2 separate regions of the Homo sapiens genome follow, and region 1 is linked to region 2. A link is a loop called in an ENCODE intact Hi-C map of the cell type or tissue named here. Cell type or tissue: psoas muscle. All regions are shown on one strand.

Region 1 (8,000 bases), 82 kb before region 2:
AGCTCTGGACAGAGCTCCAGTCTTCTCTTTCTGACAGTAGAGTTGGACTCAGGGGTTCCCAAGGCCCCTCAAGCACTGATTGTCCCCGAAAATCACAGGGCTTTGAGACCAGGACTGAGGTAGGGAGGACTGGGGGAGGTCCTAACTAGACACTCTCAGTAATTGGAGCTGTTCTTGTCCATGCATGCAAAGGCTGGTTCCCAGAGAGCAGGAGGACGCAGCTCCAGGTGTGCAGATGGAGTCTTCCCCAGGCAGGACAGAACAGGGGGCTGGAAACCCCAGGGTCTGCAGGGACTGTCTGGGGTCTGCAGCCCCTCCAGGCTGAGGCTCTATGCCACATCCATCAGGGGCTTTTTTTTTTTCTTTTAACAGAGTCTCACTCTGTCGCCCAGTCTGGAGTGCAACGGCGCCATCTTGGCTCCCTGCAACCTCTGCCTCCTGGGTTCAAGCGATTCTCCTGCCTCAGCCTCCTGAGTAGCTGGGACTACAGGCACATGCCACCATGCCCAGCTAATTTTTGTATTATTTAGTAGAGACTGGGTTTCACCATGTTGGCCATGCTGGACTCGAACTCCTGACCTCAAGTGATCCACCCGCCTCGGCCTTCCAAAGTTCTGGGATTACAGGCGTCAGCCACCATGCCCAGGTATCAGGGGCTTCTTTTTGGTCTACAGAAGTGCAGAAAACATCCCAGACTGAAAGCCGGTTGGGTGAGCTTCCTGTGCCTCCAGCCTGAGGGCCAGCATCCCAAGTGGCTCCAGAAGACAGCGCCAAGGATGGCTCTGTGCTGGGAGTCCTTGCAGGCCCAGAGCTGGCCCATCTGCCCTGGGAGTTAGACACCAGGCCTGCCCAGTGCAGCCTGTTGGCTATAGATGGCCAGCATAGATGATAGAGTTGTTAGGAATGGCTATGTTCCTGTGGCAGCATCTGTTTACTGTGATATGAGGCAGTGACTTAACCTCTTTGGGTCTCTGTTTCTGCATCTATAAGCTGGGAATAGCAATCTCTGTCCCTTGTGGAGCTGTCATGAGGCTTAGATGAGATGGTGTGTGTGTGGCGCTGACAGTGAGCCTGGGGTGGCCAGTGCTCTCCAGATGGCAGCCATGGCTCTAGCAACACAGACTGGGCCCTCTGGAATCTGGGGTGTGCAGAGGACAGTGGCCGGGAGTGAGAGGGGGGCTGGAAAGAAATGTGGGAGAGGTAGGAACCCCAGTAAGTCATGGGAGAAGGAGGGAAAAGCATCCCCACTGGGGTGAGGGGTCCTTGCTTCCTGAACCCCTTTCTGCTCCAGCTTCAGGTCCCACCTGGGCTTCCCACCCCCCACTGGCTTTCCCATGTAGGGCATGAAGATGTCTGCCCCTACTGACAGCAGCCACCAGGCACCAGGGGGGCGGGAGATATCCCCAGACTCTGGGAGCAGATCCCTATGTGGAGGAGGACACTGAGCTGCAGAGGAGGACAGTGATGTGCCACCACCTGCCACACAGGGAGCCGGACAAGGCCTGGCCCCTTCCCCACTCCTTGCTGTCTCCTGTGGTCACCTGTCAGTGTGGCCGCCATCTTGTTTCAGACAGGTCACCTGGGGGACTGCCCGACAGCGCCTGGCAGAGCAGCAGCAGAGCTTGGGGGCCAGCCATGCCAGACCTCCCCTCTCTTGGCCAAGCCACACGGCTCTGCTACAGAGCCTCCCAGTGCCCGAATCAGTCGGGGCCTCTAGCACTGCACCATCTTCGCAGGCTGGGTCCTCAGGGAGCTCGGTGAAGGCTCAGCTCCTCTCCTCACCCAGAGGAAAATCAGGTTGTGTTTTGAGGGAGCAACAGACAGAGAGATTGTGCTGGGCCTACTAGGCTCCTGCCTTCTCAGCGCCTGAATCTGTTTTGGGGCCCCTTTTGCTCTCCCATGGCTACAGGGCCCATCAAGCTTCTGTGGTGCCTTTGTGAAAGTTAGAAAAAGGTGCCCCATCTGGGCAGTCACAGCCCCGTGCCAGGATTTCACCCCCTCTCACCCCCTCAGCCAGTGCCCTTGTGCAGTGAACACCCTGCACAACTGGGCCCTGCCCAGCCTTCTCTGCTCTCCCCTCCCAGCTGAGTCCCATTCTAATGTGAGGCTTCCCTAGACATGCTGGGCAGGAGGCACCTTCTCCCCAGCACACCTTTTTTCCTTCTCAGGACCAACCCAGAGTCCTCTCTTGTGTCAGGAGGGCCTGTGGGGCCTGGGCAGGCAGAAGGCCCATGCCTAGGTTTATGTGCCTTCCAGAATTCTCCAGCTTAGCTCCTGTCTGTGGCTCCAGGCTCCAACTCCGAGGAGCACCAGAGCTCCCTCTCCTCCTGCTGTTGGGGCTCAGCCATCCTCACTTCCAGTGGTCTCTTCTTCTTTGAAGGTCTCTGTATTCCTGATGGAGATGCCATGGGCTGTGCACACCAGCTGAACTCCCCACTAGAGATCCTCTCTTTGCTCCCCATCACCCTTAGAACACAGTTGAGGGTCATTAACCCAGCCCCTCAAGGCCCTCACACCTGGCCCTGTCTTCACTTCCAGCCTCGCCCCAAGTCCCTCCCCTCCTACCCTCTGGGCTTCAGCCAGAGGAAATTCTTCTGTTCCCAAAAGGCACCAGGTGGTGTCAAGCCTTCATGCTACTCACCTCACAGTGCTCTCCTGCTCTAGAAATGAGTGATATTACAGATCCCAGCAGTTTACACAGAATGCTCATGACCATTAGCTCATTTGAACCTCACCACAGCTCTGGGAGGGGAACAGGGCAGAAGTTTTCCATCTATGCCACCTATTTTGGCATCTGGTAAGGTCCCCTCTTACGGATGCTGGGTCTTATAAAGGACAATATGATGATGTCTTCGTCCCTTTGGGCTGCTATAGCAGAATACCATAGACTTGGTAGCCTATAAACAACTGAAATGTATTGCTCGTGGTTCTGGAAGCTGAGAAGTCCAAGATCAAGGTGCAGACAGAGTCAGTGTCTGGTGAGGACCCACTATCTGCTTCAGGGACTGCCACCTTTTTGCTGTGTTCTCACATGGCATAAGGGATGCGGGGTCTCCCTGAGATCTCTTTTACGAGGGTCCTAATCCCGTCATGAGGGCTCCACCCTTATGACCCGATCACTTTCTAGAGGCCCCTAGAAATACCATCGCACTGGGATTAGGTTTCAACATGTGAATTTATGGGACACATTAAGACCACAGCAGCTGAGTAGATGGTGAATGGCTGGATGGGTGGGCAGGGACTGGATCTGGAGGGAGGCCAGGAAAAGTTTGAAAATGTGATAGAATCAGTGCAGCCTGGTAGGGGTCGGGGTGGCACTGAAGGGGGTTCTGGTCTGCACGATTGGGTGGCCCCAGAGTAGGGAGAGAGGCAGCCAGTGATCTCTGGGGTCCAAGAAGGGGAGGAAGGGCCTCCATGATGGGCCAGGGCCCCATAGGAGAAAGCAGTGCTGCAGAAGCCTCCTTTCTCCTGGTTAGTCAGGCACTGCCCAGGGATGAACGTGGCATCTGCCAGGGCTCTCAAGCCACCAAGTCAAATACTGGAAGGTCTCACTCTGCTTCAGCTGGCCACACCCACCCAGGAGGGCTCGGGCTGCAGGTGACATGTGGGGGAGGGGGTGAGCCAAGATAGCTTGCAGTGGGGTGGGGTGAGGGCCTGGAACTTTCCATCATATGGGCCTGGGACTTTGGTTTCTCAGTCCTCCCAACTCCCACAGTGGATAAGTCGGGGCTTTGGGGAGCAAGGGAGGAGAGTCTGAAAACCATCAAAGAATCTCCACCTGAGAGAGACACAGATGGGAGAATGGGGGTGGGGAGGAGAGGAATGGTGGAAGCTGGAGAACTGGAGGGATCTCTCAGTCAGGGGCTGCTCCCACCTTCCCCTGCCCTGTTCCTTTCCCAGGCTGGATGGGAGCCCCCCATGTCTGTGTATCTGCGTGTGTGTGCCCACCAGCTCGCATGCGTGTGTAATCGTACCTGCCTCATAGGGTTGCTACAGGAGGCTTGAACAAGTTCACGTTCATGAAAGGCTGGGTGCTGCTGGCACGTGGTAAGAGCTCTGTAAGTAAGAGCAGCCATCGCACAGGAGGAGAGTGTGATGGGCAACAGCTAGGACTTGAGTTTGGCTACCAGAGCTCCTACAACTGCTAAGTGTTAGCAGTGATGGGCGCTGTGAGCCCACTTGTGTTTGGTCCGCAGGGGTAACTTTTTGCAAGTACCACGGTCGGCCCCCTCTCCCCCCAGCAGCAAACCTTTGCCCCTCACGGCGCACCACACTCATCAGACAGTACCCTCTTTGCTAAACAGGGAGCAGGCGCTAACGTCCTGTGTCACTCCCCTACACACGCCTGCAGCTAGCTGTTCTCATTCTAGCTCCGTCCTCCTTTTGCCCTGTCCCACAGAAGAGACTTCCAACACCCCGTCCCTGGGCACCTCTTCCCTCTCTCAGGCCCCTCTCCACCCGGCAATCCCCGCCCCCCCGCAACCCCGACACCTCCCCTCCGCACTCCCTCCCATTTCCATGGAAACACATTCACTGTGCTCCCCCTCCATCCCTTTCCCCTTTCCCCCTGGCCTCACCTCTGTCCTAGCCTCAGGCCTGGCTCACCAGCCCTCCCTCCCTCATGCATCCTGATGCCCGACTGCCGCTCCTCTCCAGGCTCCCTCCCGCCTCTCGGGTCACTGGATCTCCCTCTTCTGCTCAGCAGTGGTAGGGTCCCTACTTCTCCCTCGACTCCTGGCTGTTCTCACTCTGCCTGCTCCGTGTCATTCGCCCTCATGTGGCCAGCAGCCAAGTGCTGATGCCCCTTAGCCCTCTCTCCCACCAGGCCCACTTTCCTGGGCTCTGCCACCTGCATCAGCTGCCCCTGGCACACTGCTCTAGGGTGGAGAGGGTTTGAAGCTGGAGACAGACTCAGATGCACACGCAGGTCTCCACAGGCCTTCATGGAACGCTGCCATTCCCATTTTGAAGCTCTCGTGGCATGGGGGCTCATTCCCTCCTGCCAGGAGAATCCCTATCTCTGCTTAGGAGAAAGCTCTCCCCTGGCACTGCCACTCAGCCTATCAGAGACCAGGAGGCAGAGCCACCTCTGGGATGGGCAGAGTGGGAAGTGCTGCTTCAACTCTTCCAAGTCAGGTGGCCATGGGCAAGTTCCTTCTACTTTCTGAACTCAGTTTCCTGAGCCACACAGGCCCCTCCAGCCCTAATATTCCACAGCTGCAGGGAGGGTTTGGAAAGCAGGAGGTCTGTGTTCCAGGCTTTTCTCTGCCACCCGCAGCCTGTGTGGTTTTGGGAGACTCTCCACCTGTTTCCTCAGTTTCCCCATCTGAACAATGAGTGAGCTGGCCCTAGTGATCTAAGGGGCTCCCTGGGTCCTGTCCTCTGTTTTGAATGTCACCTGGGTTGGGGAAGCTTGACCTCTTTCCCAACTAAAGCCCACCTCACGCTGGTCATCCGAGAGCTGGGGGTGCAACAGGTGGGAAATGGTGAGGGCAGGGGCAGGAGAGCTGCACTCCCTGGCCTGTAGTCTGGCCCCTCAGAGTGGATCCCCAGCCCAGTCACTTCAGAGGCAGCAACCGCTCCCTGTGTAGCAGACAGGGCCCCATCTTCACCCACCGTCACAGAATTCCTCTGAGCTGGCTGGGCAGGGACCCTATTTTACAGACAGGAAGACCAAGGCCCAAGGCAAGAAGGGGTCTGCCTAGATTCACACGGCTAGTCTGTAGCTAAGGTGGAACTCAGAGACTGTGAGAATTCCATGGTGTCATGTCCCTTGTCATTCACCGCAGCGGCCCACCCCCCACAGGGTCATTGGGTCCCACCCCTCCTGATGCAAAGGGGAAACTGAGACCCAGAATGGTGCAGAGCTGTGCATTCTCCCCATTGACCTCAGCTGCAGCTGCAGAGATAGCTGACAAAGCCCCAAACCTCTCCCCGGCAGCCTCGCTTGACGCCTAAAATCCCATCAGAGCCCCCACATTTGGGTAAAGCATGTATCCAGGGGCCCTTGTGACGAGAGGGGCAGAAAGGCAAGAATTACAGGCATGTGCTGTCCTCAGGCTCCCAGAACAGCCAAGAAGGAAGGAGCCTGGGGAGCCATGAGGGGCCAGGGGGCCAGAAAGGGTGAGGCATTTGCCCGGGTTCCACAGCGGGTTGGGGCTTAGTCAGGCAGCAGACCCCAGAACCAGTACCCATGCCCAGGTTGCCTGCCCCCACCCCCTGCCCCTTCGGGCAGCCTCCTCTTGTATGTATGGTCCTGGAAGGAAGGCCTGGAGTGGCAGGGCCAGTTCCTCCGGCTGGGACGGTGGGTGGGGTGCACAGGAACATCTCCCCCCAACCTGAGTCGCCCTTCCAGAGGATGCCGCGGGCGGTGGCAGATTAATGGTGCGGAGGCCACTCATTTCCTGTGGCCGGGAGACGGGCCACACCACACAGCCCCCCATTGTGGGCTGCCCTTATCTCGGGAAGTTCCGCCTGCCCCATCCGGAAGAGGCAGCTAGGACCCCATGCCCCTGGCCTCACCTTTCTTTGCCTTTTGGAAGCCAGGCTCACAGGTCTCAGATCCTGCAGGCCTCGGTCTCCCCTCCTCCCATGGGAAGCCTGGACTTGACCCTGGGAGGAGTGAGGAGCCTGGAGGGCCTGGACTTGACCCTGGGGGCAGTGGGGAGCCTGGAGGGTGGAGTAGGGGGGGCCTGGTCTCATCTGGGGTTAAGAGGGGCAATTCTAGGGGCTTCAAGAATGAACTGGGAGGGGCGAGGCTGGAGGCAGTGAGTAGAGGGAGCCTGGTTGCACATGGGGGCCCAGCTGGGATGGGGAGGACAGGGCAGGGCACCGCATTTCTCTGCTTAGAATCTCCCTTTGAGGAGTGTACACAGCCTCTGGTTCAGACACCCACTTTAGGAGGCAACACAGGCACACACAGATTCCCCAGAAAGCCTTCCCTGACTACCAGTTGGTCCAGATCTCCCCAGCCAAATGGGACTCAGCCCCCTGTGCTTTGCCTCAGACCGTTTAGACCCCTGAGCATCCTGTGTGGATGCAGATCTGTCTCCTTCATTAGACTGGACATGCCTGGATGGTGGAGACCCCCATGTCTCCAGGACTCACCCGACCCCTGCCCTCTCCACTAAACCTGGCTCCAGCCCAGCCCCCACCCCAGCCACATCTCCCTCCGCACAGGCTCTCAGAGACCCCTCCCCACAGACCTGCCCTCTCGCCTCCATGCTTTTGGCCAAGTATGTCCCTCCACCCGGAATGCCCCTTCTACGTCTCCCCTGGCCAAATCCCAGCCATCGTTAAGGGCTGCTCAGATGCCACCACTCCTTGAAGCCTTGCTAGGCCCACTACTGATGCCAGGCAGTTCTGCAAATGCCTTTCTCCCTTTTCTACCGGAGCAGCTGCATTCAATAAATTCGTTAAAAGATTCAATAGCTTTTTTTAAAAAAAGTTTGAGACCATTCAATTTGTCCATCCCAACCCTTGAGAGATGAAGACACCAGCTCAACTGAGGTCTCATGAGAAGTCTAGATCAGATTTTCATTTTAACAGAGGACGCTGTTGTCAGCTTCCAAGCATGAGTTCACCATTTCCCAATGAGCAACAACCCAAGAGCTCTGGAGGGCAGCTGCAGGCCAGCAGGTGGTGGAGTGAGGACCCTGCTGGTGCACTCGCTCCTCCCGTGACATCTGCCCCTCAGGAGTGGAGAAGAGGGAAGGATGGCCTCCCTGAGACCAGACAGACAAGCCTGTGCCCGGACCGCATGGATGAAGGTGCTCAGGGGTTAGCAGAAGGCTCACAGATACTTTCACCTCCATTTCTTCCCTTCCCCGCTCACAACCTCCCTCTGGACAGCTACCTTTATACTCATTTTACCGATGAGGAAACTGGTCCCAAGAGCTTGCGTGACTTGTTCAAGGTCACCCAGAATGACGGAGGGGCTGGGAAGCCAACCCCAGTCTTCCAGCCCAGCTCCAAGTTGGACAGTGTCAAAGCCCTGCCTG
Region 2 (8,000 bases):
AAATAAAATAAAATAATAAAATAAAATGAGGCATGAAATTTGTATGGCCACCGAAAGGGAGCATGGATTTTTAGAGTTGTGGAAGCCTTGTGAGGGTAGTGGCTGCCAGCCTCCCCTGCCCGCCAGTCCTCATTCTGGGCTGCACACTTGAGTTTGGAGTTCGGGTTCTGAGATACTGGTTTTGCTTCTGAGCTCTAGTGGGCTCAAACCAAGGATGAAGAGGTCCCAGACAGCCCTCGGGGACCCTGACAACATTCTCTGAATACATGGATGAACAAGAGCAGCAGAAGGATGAAGAGAGAGGGCGGGCAAGCGTGGAGGGAGAACCCATCTCCACTCCCCGGGCCTGTCTTTGGCAGCAGCTCCACTTCCCACGACCCTATGCATGTGTCCTCCGTGTGCGTGTGTCCCCACTGTGCGTGCATCCCCCCGTGCGTGTGTCCTCCCTGTGCGTGCGTCCTCCCAAGCATGTCTCTCCCCATGCGTACGTCCCCCCGTGCATGCATCCCCCCCGTGCACATGTCCTCCTTGTGCGTGCGTCCCCCTTGTGCATGTGTCCCACCTTGCATGCGTCCTCCCTGTGCCTGCATCTCCCCTGTGTGTATGTCCCCGCTGTGCCTACGTCCCCCCCGTGCCTATGTCCCCCCCGTGCCTGTGTCCCCCCCGTGCCTATGTCTCCCCATGCGTGCGGCCCCCCGTGCGTGAGTCAACCCTGTGCATTTGTCACCCCTGTGCGCATGTCCCTTCCGTGCGTGTGTCCTCCCGTGCATGCGTCCCCCCGTGCCTGTGTCCCCTCCGTGCCTGTGTCCTCCCTGTGCGTGCGTTCCCCTTGTGCATGAGTCCCTGCTGTGTGTGTCCCCCCTGTGCCTGTGTCCTCCCGTGCGTGCGTTGCCCTTGTGCGTGCATCCCCCCTCTGCGTGCATTCCCCCGTGCCTGTGTCCCCCCTGTGCGTGTGTCCCCTCTGTGCGTGTGTCGCTTCCTCCCTTTGGGACTACGCGTGTGTCCCCCCTGTGCTTGTGTCCCCCCTGTGCGTGTGTGCCCCCTGTGCGTATGTCCCCTCTGTGCGTGTGTCGCTTCCTCCCTTTGGGACTACGCGTGTGTCCCCCCTGTGCTTGTGTCCCCCCTGTGCGTGTGTCCCCCCTGTGCGTATGTCCCCTCTGTGCGTGTGTCGCTTCCTCCCTTTGGGACTACGCGTGTGTCCCCCCTGTGCTTGTGTCCCCCCTGTGCGTGTGTCCCCTCTGTGCGTGTGTCGCTTCCTCCCTTTGGGACTACGCGTGTGTCCCCCCTGTGCGTGCGTCCCCCCTGTGCGTATGTCCTCTCTGTGCGTGTGTCGTTTCCTCCCTTTGGGGCTACACATGTGTCCCCCCGTGCGTGTGTCCCCTCTGTGCATGTGTCCCCCGTGCGTGTGTCCCCGTGTGCATGTGTCCCCCGTGCGTGTGTCCCCGTGTGCATGTGTCCCCCGTGCGTGTGTCCCCGTGTGCATGTGTCCCCCCTGCGTGTGTGTCCCCTTGTGCGTGTCGTTTCCTCCCTTGGGGCTACAGGCTCAGGTTGCACAGAGGTGTCCCTGGGGGCAGGGGGACTCTCTTTCCCTTGTGACCCTGGGAAAGGGACTTGTCCTTGCAAACAGGTTTATCTCACCACCTGGACCACTCTGGCTCCTCCTGCCTTCGCTCCCTCGGGCCCTCTGTGAGCGGTCAGTCTGGTGTTGGAAACAGCACCCACGCCCTTCCCCACTCCCATCGTGCATCTCCTGCTTTCTCCCAACCCCTAACTCCCAACAGCAAAGCTGGCTTGGAGGAGGAGAGAGGGGACTCCCCCTGCCTCCCCACTCAGGTGGATGAAGCTCCAGGAGGTGAGTTTGCAATTGCAGGGGCCTTAAAAACACGGTGGGTCAGTGGGTACTGCCTCAGTTGCTCACTCGTTCCCTTAACAAGCGCTTCATTGGGCTCTGGGGACCTGAGAGGACTCAAACTCACCAGGTACAGGCCCACCTTGGACTATCCCTGCTCTCCCTGACCCCAGATGGAGGGCACCTCCTGGCACAGTTTGGGTGGGATCCTCCTCTGGATCCTAGCACCTGGCCCAGACAGGGAGGGTCAGACAAGACCCCAGCCTTCCCCAAACCTACACCACCCAGGGCATGTCTGCCCTAGAGAAGGTGGGGAGCAGGGAGCACCCCCGCCAGGGGCCTTGGTGAGGGAGGCACTGGCACGCAGAGGCTGGAGACAGAGGCTCAATGCATGTGGGTGCTGGCCCCGCTAGTGAGCTGGCTGGGCCCCAGCACCTCCGTCCAGAGTGCCCTCCGCTCTGGGGGAGCCCAGTACTCCTCCGGGACGCCTGCACCGCCTGCCCCAAGTCATCATGCAGGGAGAGGGTGGAAGGCTGGTGGCTGAAGTTGCCAGTGGACAGCTCAGCCTCCAAGGGGCCTCCCCCTGATCTAACAGGCACGTGCCTCTGCCTGGGCTTCCAGTTTGTGACTGGTTATCCCTGTAGTTTGACAGATTAGCCTTCATGGAATAGCCCCGAGGGACTGTGGGAAGGAGAGGCATAGCCAGGCTCCCTTCCACTTCCAGGACAAAGGGCCTCGTGAAGCCTAAATCAGGAATCTCACCCCATGAAGAGGAGCCCATGGCCCAGAGGGGCTAATAAGGAATCCCAGCAATAACAATCGCCAACACAGACGGGCCATTCTCAACAGTCCATCAGCCAGGCCACGCCCTCTGCAGTACACCCCCATAAGCTTAACCCGTTATCACCTCACTCCACCCAGGAGGAAACCAAGGCCGAGAGAGGCGAAGGGATTTGTCTACAGCCACAGAACTTCTAAAGTGTAGTGCTTGGGTTTGAGTCAGGCCCTGTGACAGCCAGAGCCTAATCCGTTATAATCTGTCACAGGCAAGACTCAACCCAGATGCACCTGACCCCAAAGGTCCCCAGATTGGCCTGCTCTGCAGCCTCTACAGGCCCACATGGAGGCAGAGACTCCCAGGCTGCAGCAGCCTCTGTAGGGCAGAAAGCGCTTCCCAGCAGACAGAGGGGACCCAGCAGGAGGTCATCTGGGATGGGTACTTCAGAGAAGAGCTGGAAACATGGAGGCTTCTCACCGCTCCCCTTTGGAACCACAGGCCAGGGCAGCGGGTAAGCATCTCAGGCCATGGCACAAGGGGTTGCCACCCACCCCAGGCGATCCAGCCCCTTCCTCACACTCACCAGGCCTGGTGGAGGGGCTGAGGGGAAAGAGGCAGGGGTGGGCACCAACCCGCAGTGCTCATGAGCCTGGTGCTCCCTGGAGAAGGAGGGCAGGTGGGGCTGCCTGAAGGCTTGGAACAGGAGTATGCTCCCTGCCCCCACAGTGCAGCATGCGTGTCCACAGGCACGCCCAGCTGCCACTGGGCAGGAGAGCCCTGCAGCTGGGACAGAGTCCTGGTCACACAGAGCAGTGAACCCAGCCCTGAGAGCCGGAGGCTACACCTAGGGAGACAGGGAGAGGCCCAGGGAGATGGAGGCAGATTCAAGCTTGTGCTCTGCTCCTAGCCTGATGGTTTGGGTACCAGGGGTCCCTCTCCCATTCTCAGCCTCATGTCTTCATGTGTCAGATGGAGCTATGTACCCTTTGTTGGTGGGAGGGTTTGACTGAGGCTTAGATGAGATCATGTGTGGGGGACAGAGAATCAAGAATCTTAAGGCCAGACATGGGGCTGGGGTCTCCCCACCACCTCCCAGGGCCTTGCTGTGTCTTGGCCTGTAGCCACCCATTTGTTCAATGGGGAGATGGAGTCGAAGATTCTCTTGCTCTTAAAAGTCACCTGTCACCTTCCCAGCTGGACAGGGGGGCCAGAGGGGTTAATAACAAATCCCAGCAATAACAATCACCAACACAGATAGGCCGCTCTCAACACGACTGAGGAGGAGGGTTCACGAACATGAAGCGGTTACCTGGGCCCCCAAAAGTGAGATTCCAGGGTCCCATGAAAGCCTGCAGACTCAAGCAGAGCCCCTACCATCTGGAGTGGCCTGGAGCAGAGCCAGGCCTGCCGTGCTGGAGATGAAAATGGTCCCAGGGTCTGTGGTGGGGGTGGGGAGTGGGGGCCTGTCACCCGCCGGGCAGGCTGGCGGGATGAGCCGAGTCTAAATAAATCACTAACACACGGGTGGAGAATTCCTTGAACAGGCGCCCAGGATTATGGACAACAGAGCAGAGGGGAGGGGGTGGGGGAGACGCTCAGGGGAACCATGCATGCAACCCTCTGCCTCTCACGCACCACGGCCCTTCCCTCTCTCACTCGAGGGGCTGTGACTGATGACGGGGGCTCAGGGTGGGGGCGCCTCAGCTGGGGGCCTCCTCTGCCCAGGCCCAGCCCCTCCATCCATGTGTGAGAAACTCAAAAAGCCCCGGCCTGTCCGAGGGGAGGAAGGTGTTGAAAGCCGCATCCTGCTGGAGGCTGAGCCCAGGCCAGAGATAATATCATGTGCGCTGCAGCGCCATGGGGCGGAGCCTCGCCACCCCCGGACAACCCCCCACCTCCTCCACACCCCACCCCCTCCCCACGCTGTCCCTGCTTGGGCGCCCCACCCTGGGCCCTGAATGGGAGCTATACGGCAGGAGCTGGGTTACTCCCAGCCTGTAAGGTGGCCTGGACCCCATCCCACTGGACTCACCCCAAGCCTGAGAGACCCCGGCAGACCCAGGGCAGGGGCAGAGGTCACCCTGAGCAGTTTGAGGCTCTGGGGCTGTCTCAGATCATCCTAGGGCTCCCTCCTGCCCCTTTCTGGACCTCAGTTCTCATATGTGGACATGGAGGGGTGGTGCCCCCGTCACCTCTAAGGGTCTCTAAGCCTCACAGTGCCCGTACTGGGTCATGCAGCTCCAGGGGCGGGCTTGGCTGCTGTTGGAGGGATGGAGGGATGGATGAATGACAAACAAGAACGAGTAGAGGACCCACAAACCCTGCAACCCGAGGACACCTGGGGACCAGGTCCAAAGAAAAGCATCTGTTTCCCCGCTCAGCAATGGTACTCAGGAGCCTTGCAGTTCCGTTTACAAAGGGCATCTACACTCGCTCCCTTGACCCTGGGAGGGAGGACAAGGAGGGCTTGATGCCCCTACAGCGCATGCGGAGACTAAGACAGGAAGGTCCAGCTGGGCTCAGCACCAGGCAGTCTCCCTGAAGGCTTCCATGCCCTCTGTCTCTGAGCTCCCAGGAGCCCCCGAACTGCAAACAGGGCAGGAAATGTCAACCTGCCCATCTACTCGGTAGATGAGGCATCCAGGTCCAGGGAGGGGCAACACTGGGCACTAAAGAAAGCCAGCCAGGGCAGGAGCACAGGTGTCCAGCTCCCAGCCTGGCCCTGTCCAGGCCGGGCCCAGCCTGCTGTGTGCCTGTTGCAGGAGCTAAGGGTCTCTGCCCAGTCAGTGCCCTCAAGAGCGTTGCCATGGAGGCCGGGCCCCAGGTCTCTCTCCAGCTTAAAATCCTTCCCTGTTTCTGTCCTGTGCCTGGCATTTGAGCCCCTCATCCCCCAGCCCCTGCTGGCCTCTGCAGCATTCCCACCTGCTGCCAGCCACCCCCTGCAGTGCTGAGGCCCTGACTCTGTGCCAGACAGCAACGGGAGGCCTTTGCCACACACTGGGAGCAACCTCCAACACCTGTAGCCTCAGCTGCTCCAGACCGGATGCCCGCTCAACATACCTCTTGTTCTGGAGTCTGAAAATGCCCCTTCGACGTGTGGCTCTGTTCGCTCACTCCCACCTCATCTGCACTCCAAATCACCCACTCAAACTCTGGGTTCCCTGAACCATCCCAGGTCCCCTGCCAGGCCCCATGAAGTGTGGAGAAGGCCCCGGCTTCAGATTATGCCCCCTACCCCCCGGGTATCTTTGGCTCACCCACCACCCTTCTCTCAGCCTCGGTTTCTTCATTTGAAAAACGGGATGGTGATTCACCCCTCAGAGGATGTGTGGTGCTGCAGGGCTCTGAGGAAAGGAGAGGGAATGTACTTTGCAGATTGTAAAATGCTGTTCAAAACGCATATGAAACATAGGGGAGAACTTGGTAGTGATTTCCAGGGCCACGTGGAGATGGGGGAGGGCCTTCCTGTGCTAAGGCCTAGAGGTGGAGCACCTTGGGGGGTCCTGGGGCTAGTGACGCCACACTGGGAGGGCCGGGTCATGGGGCCACCTCATTCTGAAGGGAGCGGGACCTCTGTGGGGGGCACGCTGACTGGCACCTTCTCAAGGCAGACTCACCCAGGGCCCCTTCTCTGAGGGCAGACAAGGCCCTTTCCTGTGAACTTCTCAGCAGCCCCTCTAACCTCTTAGAAAACAGAGGCTCAGCAAGGAAAGAAACCAACCACAGTTGCGTGGCCACTCAGAGGGTAAGGGCAGGGTCTCGCCAGCTGGCTCAGCTTCTGGGGCTGCTCTGGGCTCAGGCCCGCTCGCCCCTGACCGCTCAGCCGGGGAGATGGAGGCCTGGCCTGGAGCAGAGTCCCTGCTGGCTCCTTGGCCCCTGCCCAGTGCTCCCCACACACTGAATGGTCCCCACTGCAGAGGCGTGTAGGCAGACGGTGCTGGAAAGTGGGGATTTTGTGATACTTTAGAAGGGGCTGAGTGACATTTACCCCTCATAAGAGTTTGTGAGGCGAATAAATAGTCAACATGATTGCTTTACCTACTGAGGAGGTCCAGGAGTCATTCAGGATCAAGACCAGCAAACAAGTTCTGTGTCCTCTGCCGGCCAGGGAGCTACCCTACTATCTACTGGTACCTTCATGACCCTTGTTTCGTTGACTCCTCACAAAAGCCCTGCGAGGAAACAAGTATTTCCTGATCTACCGATGAGGACACTGAGATTCAGAGCAGTTAAGTCACCTGCCCAAGGTCACACAGCCAACAAAAGACAGAATAGGACCTTGAACTCAGGTCTGTGGATTTCAGGTCGGGGGTCCTTTCCACTGCCCCACCATTTCATCGCCGATCCCCACTCCGATCCCACACCCCCATGGTCCAGAGAGCAACTTCACCGGAGAATGGGGCCCTGCCCTTAGCACTCCCTCCTTGAGTTGGCCTCAGCAGGGAAGATGCTGCTGTCGGGAATGTGGGCATTGCCCCAACCCATGGGCCCCCATCTCTCGGGTTAGTGCCAGAGGCTTCCTTGGAGAGCAACGGAGCCTCTTCCTCAGGCATCCAGGGGTGAGTGCCCCCTAAGGTCTGTCATCCTGCTGTCGTCGGAGTTTGCCCATTGACCCCCCAGCTTTGTTCTCCCTGAAAAAGCCCATCTTCTCCAGCTCCTCAGGCACAAGTGGGGCGCATGCACGCACTGGGACCACGCGCAGCTTTATCCTGAGGATGGCGGGGAGTCTGGGAGGGTGTTGAGCAGGAGGAGACAGGGTGGAGCCAGGCTGGAGAAGACCCTGAGAAGCTGGCGACCTTGAGCTCCAGACCCCGCACTCATCTGCATCCCCTTGAGCCTGGGGGTGGGGGCGAGAGGGCAGGGCCCAGCGGCATGTCCACACAATTATGTTTTTGTAAAATCTGCAAAAATAGAATGTTTTAATTGCAATTGGTTAAGACCTCAGTCTCGCTCCTCTCTGACTTCCACTGCCCTTCTTCCCTGGAACAGCTGTATTTGGGGGATCTGGCTGAGGGAAGTGGAGGATCCTGTAGCTTGGGTTTGGGGATGTATGTATGGGGCTGCAGTCACTTGCATGTCTGTTCTGTTCTTGCTGGCCATCATGGTGTGCAGTGGCTTCCAGGAACACTCCCACCACCCACCAGCACCATGACACTGTGAGGCAGAGCCCGAGGTCATGAGGGACATCAACGTGTCCAGCAGACCTTGGCACTGGCGGCATGTGGACAGTGGTGAAGAAGCCAGGAATGAAATGGACAGAGCCAGATGCTGATACGTGGAAAACACTTCCGATCACCAGACTGTGCAAAGTTGCAAGTGGAAGATTTGGTTCTCTTCGATGTGTACTCCACGTGGAAGTTTCCTCCTGTCAGG

The links. Peaks named below come from ENCODE experiments on the same cell type or tissue, not always from the same donor. Only the 100,000 strongest peaks of a DNase experiment are listed, where the experiment ranks them.
Region 1: a loop joins it to region 2, with 1.9 times the contacts of the local background. A loop is called at or near these places in 1 of 110 quality-filtered maps.

Annotation. Positions count from the first base shown.
Region 1 is chr11:76,240,035-76,248,034 of GRCh38, reverse strand. No RefSeq gene overlaps it. Among named protein-coding and RNA genes, the nearest start is that of TRP-TGG2-1, 8.1 kb to the right of the region's middle. RefSeq lists an enhancer at 4,445-5,277. In psoas muscle, no CTCF peak of the experiment used is centred here; no DNase peak of the experiment used is centred here.
Region 2 is chr11:76,157,914-76,165,913 of GRCh38, reverse strand. No RefSeq gene overlaps it. Among named protein-coding and RNA genes, the nearest start is that of WNT11, 45 kb to the left of the region's middle. RefSeq lists an enhancer at 446-1,139. In psoas muscle, no CTCF peak of the experiment used is centred here; a DNase peak (open chromatin) is centred at 4,576; H3K4me3 peaks cover 833 bases.